Regions from separate parts of the Homo sapiens genome. Here all the other regions are linked to region 3. The links are chromatin loops, found by intact Hi-C in ENCODE. Cell type or tissue: endothelial cell of umbilical vein. All regions are shown on one strand.

The links. Peaks named below come from ENCODE experiments on the same cell type or tissue, not always from the same donor. Only the 100,000 strongest peaks of a DNase experiment are listed, where the experiment ranks them.
Region 1: it touches region 3 in a loop (9-fold over the local background); 91 of 110 quality-filtered maps call a loop at or near these places.
Region 2: it touches region 3 in a loop (8-fold over the local background); 24 of 110 quality-filtered maps call a loop at or near these places.

Annotation. Positions count from the first base shown.
Region 1 is chr11:75,240,277-75,242,776 of GRCh38, reverse strand. It overlaps TPBGL (trophoblast glycoprotein like), which reads right to left and starts at 2,003. Exons shown (of 1, transcript NM_001195528.2): 1 at 1-2,003. The coding sequence starts at 1,727. The coding sequence ends at 579. RefSeq lists silencers at 638-717, 848-1,097. In endothelial cell of umbilical vein, a CTCF peak has its summit at 976 (motif pointing right); a DNase peak (open chromatin) is centred at 966; H3K4me3 peaks cover 1,034 bases; H3K27me3 peaks cover 881 bases.
Region 2 is chr11:75,203,976-75,206,475 of GRCh38, reverse strand. SLCO2B1 (solute carrier organic anion transporter family member 2B1) reads right to left here. Exons shown (of 14, transcript NM_007256.5): 14 at 1-2,076. The coding sequence ends at 1,896. It overlaps TPBGL-AS1 (TPBGL antisense RNA 1), which reads left to right. Exons shown (of 6, transcript XR_950308.4): 6 at 1-438. Among named protein-coding and RNA genes, the nearest start is that of TPBGL-AS1, 20 kb to the left of the region's middle. In endothelial cell of umbilical vein, a CTCF peak has its summit at 1,338 (motif pointing right); a DNase peak (open chromatin) is centred at 1,375.
Region 3 is chr11:74,928,767-74,931,266 of GRCh38, reverse strand. It overlaps XRRA1 (X-ray radiation resistance associated 1), which reads left to right. Exons shown (of 19, transcript NM_001378157.1): 6 at 895-967. LOC107984352 (a long non-coding RNA gene) reads right to left here and starts at 146. Exons shown (of 3, transcript XR_001748295.2): 1 at 1-146. In endothelial cell of umbilical vein, a CTCF peak has its summit at 1,353 (motif pointing left); a DNase peak (open chromatin) is centred at 1,346; H3K27ac peaks cover 701 bases.

The DNA.
Region 1 (2,500 bases), 310 kb before region 3:
TGAAGGGGGGGCAGGGGTATGAAATATATTCTTAGATGAGGGGAGGGTGCCCAATCCTCAGAGCCCCAGGGTTGGGCCTCCATGCAGGATGGAGGGCTCTGAGCTCTGGGATGGGACAAAGGGCTCAAAATCCACAAAACCATTCTGATGGGGGTGCTGTGCTTCGAGTCCAGAATGGGATGGAAGGGCCCTCAAGCCCCGGAGGGGACTGAGGGCTCCGAGCTGGCGAGGGAGGTCAGTGCAGTCTCGGGTGTCGGAGCTCCAAGCACAGGGTGCTGGGGGCAAGTCTCAGAGCTTTGGCCTTGAAGGACAGATTCTCTGTGTGAGCTCCGAGACGGGGAACGGACTTTCAGTGGTTCAGGAGGGAGGTTTCGGAAACTAGGGTGGGCAGGCGGGGTTTCTGGATTCGGACCGGCTATCTCTGGGTCTTTGACGGTGGGAGCTCTCGGAGGCGGGAACGAGAGGGTACGGCTTAGCGCCTCCGAGTCAGGGGAAGGTCTCAGAGCTCGGGGCTCGCGGGTGTCTCATCTCCACGGCTTCGGGCCAGGCAAGGGAAGCCCCGAGCCCGGGGGCGCCGCTCAGAGCCCCGAGCCCGGGGAGGTGGCGCGGGAGCCCGCGGGCGCGGCGGGCGCGGGCGCGCGGCGCGGGTCGGCGTCCTGCTCGTAGCGGTAGTGGTAGCCCTCCATCTGGTCCCGGCACGCCTCGCGCAGGTTGCGCATCCAGCGCTGGATGCCGCGGCGGTTTAGGTAGAGCACCATGAGGAAGATGAGGCCGATGAGTGCCAGCACCAGCCCGAAGAACACGTAGGAGGCTTCCAGCTCCGGGCCGGCGGCCTCCGCCTCCTCTCCGCGAGCGTCGGCGCCGCTGTCCGCGCAGCGAAGCCGCGCCCCGTCCAGGTCCAGTAGCGGCCGGTCTAGCAGCGCCCGCGGGGCGGCGCAGCGCAGGCGCCGCGAGTCGGGCACGCGCTCCGTGGCGTTGCGCAGCCAGGCCAGCAGGGGGCGTGCGGCACAGCCGCAGCGCAGGGGGTTGTCGGCGAGCAGCAGGCGCGGCCCGGGGAGGCCGCCATCGCGCTCCAGCGCGCGCAGCTCGTCGGGGTCCAGGCCGGCCAGCGCGTTGAGGCGCACGTCCAGCTGCTCCAGGCGCGCCAGGCGCAGGGCGGCTGGCGGCAGACGGCTCAGCGCGTTGCCCGCTAGGCCCAGCAGGCGAAGCTCGGCCAGCGGTGCCAGCGCAGCGTCCAGCGCGGCCAGCAGCGCGGGGCCGCCGCGCACCAGCGCGTGGTTGAGCTGCAGCGAGCGCAGCGCGGGCAGCCCGCGGAAGGCGCCGCCGCCCAGGGCGCGCAGCGGGTTGTGGCTGAGGTCGAGCGCCGCCAGGCTGGGCAGCCCGTCGAAGGCGCCGTCCTCCACCACCTCGATGTGGTTGTGCGTGAGGCGCAGCGCGCTCAGGAGCGGCAGGCGCACGCCCGCCGCCTGGTCGCCGTCCCCGTCCCCGCCGGCGAAGGCGGCCGCGCGCAGCACCGTCAGGTTGGCGCCTACGATGGTGAGGTTGCGCGCGTCGGGCGGCACGTCCCGCGGAGGCTGGCGGAGCTCGGCTCCCGACGCGCAGCGCAGCAGCAGCTTGGGGCCGCCGAAGCAGTAGCACTGGAAGGGGCAGGGTGCCGCGGGCTGGCTCAGCGCCGCCGCCACGAGCAGCAGCCCCTGGAGCCCCGGCTGTCCCGCGCGCGGGGCCATCGCGGCCGCCCCCGCATCCAGCGCCCGGGCCGCCGCGCTCACCAGTGAGTTGGGAGCGCCTGGTGGGGGGCACGGGTGGGGCGAGTCCTTGACCCGGAGCGGCTGGCAGTCCCGGTCGGTCCGTTCGCTGTCTCGAAAGTCTGAGGAGCCGCACTTACTGGCTGACTGGCCGGGGGCAAGAGGGGTCAGACGGGGAGCGGAGCCCCCCGCCCCCGGTGCCCTCGCCCTGCGCGCCGGCCTCCGGCTTCCGCGGCCGCTCCGGGCTCCGAGCCGAGTGGGCAGGGTTTGCCTCCCCCCTCCCCGCCTCCCGGTCTCGTCCTCCGCCCCCAGCGGAGTCTCCGCGCCCTCCTCGCCGTGGGAGGCGGGGTGGGAGGCTCCCGAGAATCAGGGCTGTCGGCTGCTGCGCTTTCTCTTCATCCTCTCCGCCCCCGCCCCTCCGGGCTGCCGAGAAGTTTGGCTCCTGGAGGCTCCGACTTGGTTTTCCTCCTCCTCCACCCCCAACATTTAAGCTGGGTCCTTCCTCCTCCTTCTCCAGCACGTGTGGGGCGGGGCCCGACTGCGGAGAGCAGGCAGGTGGGTCACCACCAGGGAGAATTCGGGGGTTGGGGAGGACTTTAGAGCTGCTCCTACTACCGGAGGAAGGGATGAGGGGTGGGCTGAGAAAGTTACTCATTTTCCGGCCTCTTCCTAAGGCAGAGAGACTGGAAAATCCCCAGTCTCTGCTTCCTCCTCTGCGACCCTAGTTCCATTAGACCTGGCTGTGTCACCACCCC
Region 2 (2,500 bases), 280 kb before region 3:
AAATCCTCATGACCTTATTCCATTTTTGAAACCATTAGTAGACGAAGACACTCAAACAAAAATTAGACCAGAATATAAAGATTGGAAAAGATGTAATATACAAGCAATAATGGTGAGCAATGAATCCAGTAAAACCTAAATCTAAGTTAATGGAAATGATGTGGTTGTTGCAAACCTCTAATGCAGTTTATGAAGAAAGAATTTTTGTAATAGAAGAGACATTATGCAAGAACAAATTTAATAATAAGCTGTATCTATAATTCCAGACTTTTTTTCCCTGCAAAACCTGGGAAACAAGAGGGATGAAGGAATATAAACATCCTAAAAGCCTCATATTGTTGAAGGAGACTTTGAAATTCTTGGCGTTGATAGATACATGCTCAGATATTTATTAAACATTTACAGATACCAACCAGCAAAATAAAAAGGGAATTGGAACTTCTGTACCTCCCTTTTCTTTTATCATGTGGGAAAGTCTCAAAGCCCTGGCACTGGGAGCTGCTCAGAAGGCAAGGGCCACATGTGCCCCCAGCTTCCCCCCACCCCCAGCACAGGGCCAGGAAGCCACTGCTGGTGGCTCCCTGTCTGCTGCCTCCCGAGCAGTAGGTCCCAGCGAGGTGGGGTGGTAATAGGTTGGGCTGGGAGCAGATTAGCAAACCCTCTCCTCCCCGCAAGGAAATAACCAGGCCAGATAAGACTAGCCATAAAACAAAACAAGGGCTGATGTAGAAAAGGATTGGATCATAAGACACGAGCAAGCCATAGCATCACTCATTACACAGAGCTGAGCTTTACTGCTCCCAGCACTACAGTCCTGGGCCTGACACCAGCCCAGGCATCGGAGAACCAGGTGCCACCCCCAAAAAACAGTGTCACAGAACTAAACATTATCCACACTGCCCCAGGTGACACAGACCCAGGCACCCAGGAGAAAATAGAGAAATTAGGATCCTAGTCACAAAGGTCACAGGGACTTTGGTGGCCCCTGGTCACATGTGTGAAATCTTGGCAATGTGTAGGAATCAGTGAGTGCGCGCTGAGTGTGTGTTTGTCTGAAATTAGAAAATACCCAAGTGTGGGCCTGAGTCTCCCTCCCTACCCCAGGGCCCAGACTTGCCCACCCAGGGCCCTAAGGCAGGTGTTGGGCCTCACCCTCAACCGTGGCTCCCTGAGGGCAAGGGCTAGAATTTCCTGAGATGGAGAGTGAGTCTCCCCGCTTCAGCTAAGGATTCCTGGGGCCCCCACACAGGCCTCTTGAAGGCCCTGCCAAGTCTGGGTGTCCCACTCCTGAGGCCAGCTCCGTCCTCCCTGTGGGAGTCTACCCAGGGTCCAGCTCAGTGCTCTGCCTCCAGGGGGCGCCAAAGGGACACTTCTTAAAGGCTGCTGGAGTTGGGGAGGAGAGCTGAGTGTACCCTGACCGCACAGATGGTCATAGCTGAACGAGCCTGAAGGCTGGCAAGTTCATTCCTACCTGACAGGAGATGGCTAAGGCTCAAAGAAGGTGATCCAGGCGAGTGCAGACCTGGGCTGGGGCCCAGCATGGAGGGCAGCCTGGCCCACTATGGCTCACTTTGCTATCCTAGGGCCCCAGGGAAAGGTATACTTCTTTCCACCCAGGAAAGCCTGGCCCCAGGACAGCTGGCTGGCTGGGGGAAGGAGGAAGAAGACCCTCTTGCTCCAGAAATGGCCAACACAGCAAATGCCCAAACAACTCTTTGGTTCAGACTAGCAAGCAAAGGCTGAGAGAGGATCAATGTCTTGCCTGAAGTCACACAGCAATTTAGTGGAGGAGCCAGAATGGAACACAGGGCTCTTGACACCCAATCTTGGGCAAAGGACTCAGAGGAGGTACTGCTGTGGCTGCTACTCTTGGCCAGGTGGGGCCCCAAGACAGCTCACACTCGGGAATCCTCTGGCTTCTTCCCTGGCCCCGACACTAGCAATTGCTGCTCTACGGCAGGGCTGGATCTGCTCTCTTTGGTCCTTGCCTCTTTGTCCTGCTGCCTCAGGACAGCCAAAACTAAGGCGAAGCAGATCACAGAACCTGTTTTGAAGAAGAACTGGAGGCCGATGAACCTGGGGAAAGAATGGGGACCCTTGAACTCAAGAGCTGCCAGGCCAGGGCATGGACGTCAGCAGTCATCACTCATTGTGAAATCAGAGATACTGAGGCCTCAGGGAGACATTGACCTCTGCTGTGGCTCTTCCCTGGAGGAGGGGGAGAGGCTCTGCAGAGGAGCCCTGGGTGGGAGCAGAGGCCTGGCCATCTTCATCGCCCTGTCCTGGACTCTGCTCTGTGGCCTGGCCTGGCCCTGCCTCTCTCCGAGCCCAAGGGCTCAGGGGGCCTGACAAGTGCAATTTTATATTGCGCCACCTGCCACAAGAACAAACGGATTCCCTCTCCCCTGTTTAACTATCAAAGCCCTTGTTTGACTTTTCCTTTTCTAGGAAGCCCCCTGTGGACAGTCCCAGCCCACAGAAACTGTGCCCTCCTCACCTC
Region 3 (2,500 bases):
GGTAATTCTCAAAAACAGTGTTGAGTGAAAAGGCAGGTTGCAGAATGATACCTAAAATATTGTTGCATTTAACGTAAAGTTTTACTACCTGTATCTAGCATTATATATAGTTGATACACACACACACACACACACGTATAAGCATAAAAAAAGATATGGGAGCTGGGTGCAGTGGCTCACGCCTGTAATCCTAGCACTTTGGGAGGCTGAGGCAGGCGGATTACTTGAGCGCAGCAGTTCGAGACCAGCCTGGGCATCATGGCAAAACCCCATCTCAGCTAAAAATACAAAAAAATTAGCCAGTCTTGGTGGCGTGTGCCTGCAGTCCTAGATACTCAAGAGGCTGAGGTGGAAGGATCACCCGAGCTGGGGAAGTTGAGGCTGCAGTGAGCCAAGATTGTGTCACTGCACTCCAATCTGGGCAATGGAAGTGAGACCCTGTCTCAAAAACAAACAAACAAACACACAAAAACTATTGAGTATGGGAATGATAGTCTCCAATTCAGGATAGCTGTTATGGGATTAGTGAGGGGATACATGGACAGGGGTGGTAATGGTGGTGGTTCACCCTATATAATATTTTCTTTAAGGAAATTTATTTAAAGCAAAGACAGCAAAATATTCAGCTGTATTAAATACTTACCTCTGGATAGTGGTTATATGGGTCTTCAGAGTGTCATTCCGTATACTTTTCTGTACATTTGAAATGTTTCATAGTGGAAAAAAAGCAGGAAAACCCTTACAGCACTCAAGTGTCTGCTCCTGTGCTAGGGATGTCCCTTATTCCTTTAGGTCTTTGTTTCTTCTGACAGTGGCCCTGAAGCTTCAGCAAGGCTTCTAGGCAGGGAACTAATCTTGTGGATTTTTTTTTTTTTCTGAAATGCTTTCCTACAGGCCAAGGAAAATGACTTCAAGCATTTTCATTCTGTGATTTATATCAATGCCTCAGAAAACCTGCTGCCTCTAGGTAAGCTTTTTCTTTCTTGAAAGCTCTCTTCCTCCTCTTAGCCAGCACAGCCATTCACGTGTGTTAGGATTTGTCTGTCCAACCATCTATGATTGGCCACACATCTCTTTTTTGGAGTACAATAGGCTGGGTGCTGGAGAGCACAAAGACCTCGATTCCAGTCCTGCTCTGGCGCTACCTACTTAGAACATTTTTCTGTGATCTTCTACTTCTCTATCTGTCAATGGAGATAATTCCCTTCTTTTTTTCCTCCCCTTGCAGGATACCTTGCAGGCTCATATGAGATGGGTGTATAAAAATGTTTCTAAGCCTGTAAAGTACTCCTGTAGGAGCATAAAGCCTTCTTATTCAGCAAGTCCACAGCGACCCCTGCTGGATATTAGGACTGTGTGAATACTTGGCTTTTAGAAATGAGTGCATACAGTCCTGCTCTGGTGAGCTCATGGTTTGGTGAGAGAGATGGACTCAGATACAGATAGTTAGGTCAGGATGAGGGGAGAGCAGTGAAAGAGAGAATCAGGAAATACTATGCAAGCATATACGTGGGACTTCAAGCCAGGCCAGAGTGTCAGGAGGAACTGAGAAGAGGAGCACCTAAGCTGAGACCAGAAAAATGAATAGGAGTGATTCAGGAACTAGAAGGTAAGAAGGCATTTCCGGCTGCTGGAGCAGATGTGGAATGGCATTGTCTGATCAGGAAGACTGAAGAGGTTTTGTATGCTTGCAAGGGAAGCATGTGGGGGACAATTGAAACTAGACAGATTGGCAGCGACTGGATTATCAAGGACCGGGAGTGAATTGGACTTAATGCTGCAGGCAAAAGAGAGTCTTGGAAGGGTTTTAAATAGAGAAGCTCAGTGGCAGCTGTGAGGAGAGTGGATTATAAGAGAAGAAGAAGGTGGAGGCCAGGAAACCTGGGAGATTATTTCAGGTTTTCAGGGGAGGGGAGATGAGGCCTGAGCCAGGATTGTGACAAGAAGGGTGCAGAGGATTGAGAGAGAGAGAGACAGACAGAGATTTAGGAGGAGTAGAAACCACAGGACTTGGTAGTTGATAGACTGATAGGGATGTAGGGAGAGGGAGGAATCAAGGGGCATTTCATTGAGATAGGGCACATTAGAGAAAAGGCAAGTCAGAGGGAAATAGGATAAGTTCAGTTTTGTTGCATTGAGTTTGAAGATTGTTTTCAAAGAAGCATATGATGAGGTCCCTGCCCTTTAGGAGACAGGGTGGTCTGTCAGGAGCTTGGGCTGGAAATACAAAGGCCAATAGGTATATGAAAAGGTGTTCAACCTCACTAATAATTACAGTGGATCAAGATACTGTTTTCTGCCTGTCAAATATTGGCAGGAGTGAAAAGGGCTGATGACAGCCAGCATTGGTAGGGAGATGGATACTCTTGCATTGAACTGTGGAAGTATAGTCATTGGTGTAGCATCTTGGAGGTAATTTGGTAATGTTTCTTAAAATTTAAAGTAGTCATTGCCTTTAATCTAGTAGCTTTACTTCCAGGAAATTATTCTATAGTAACAC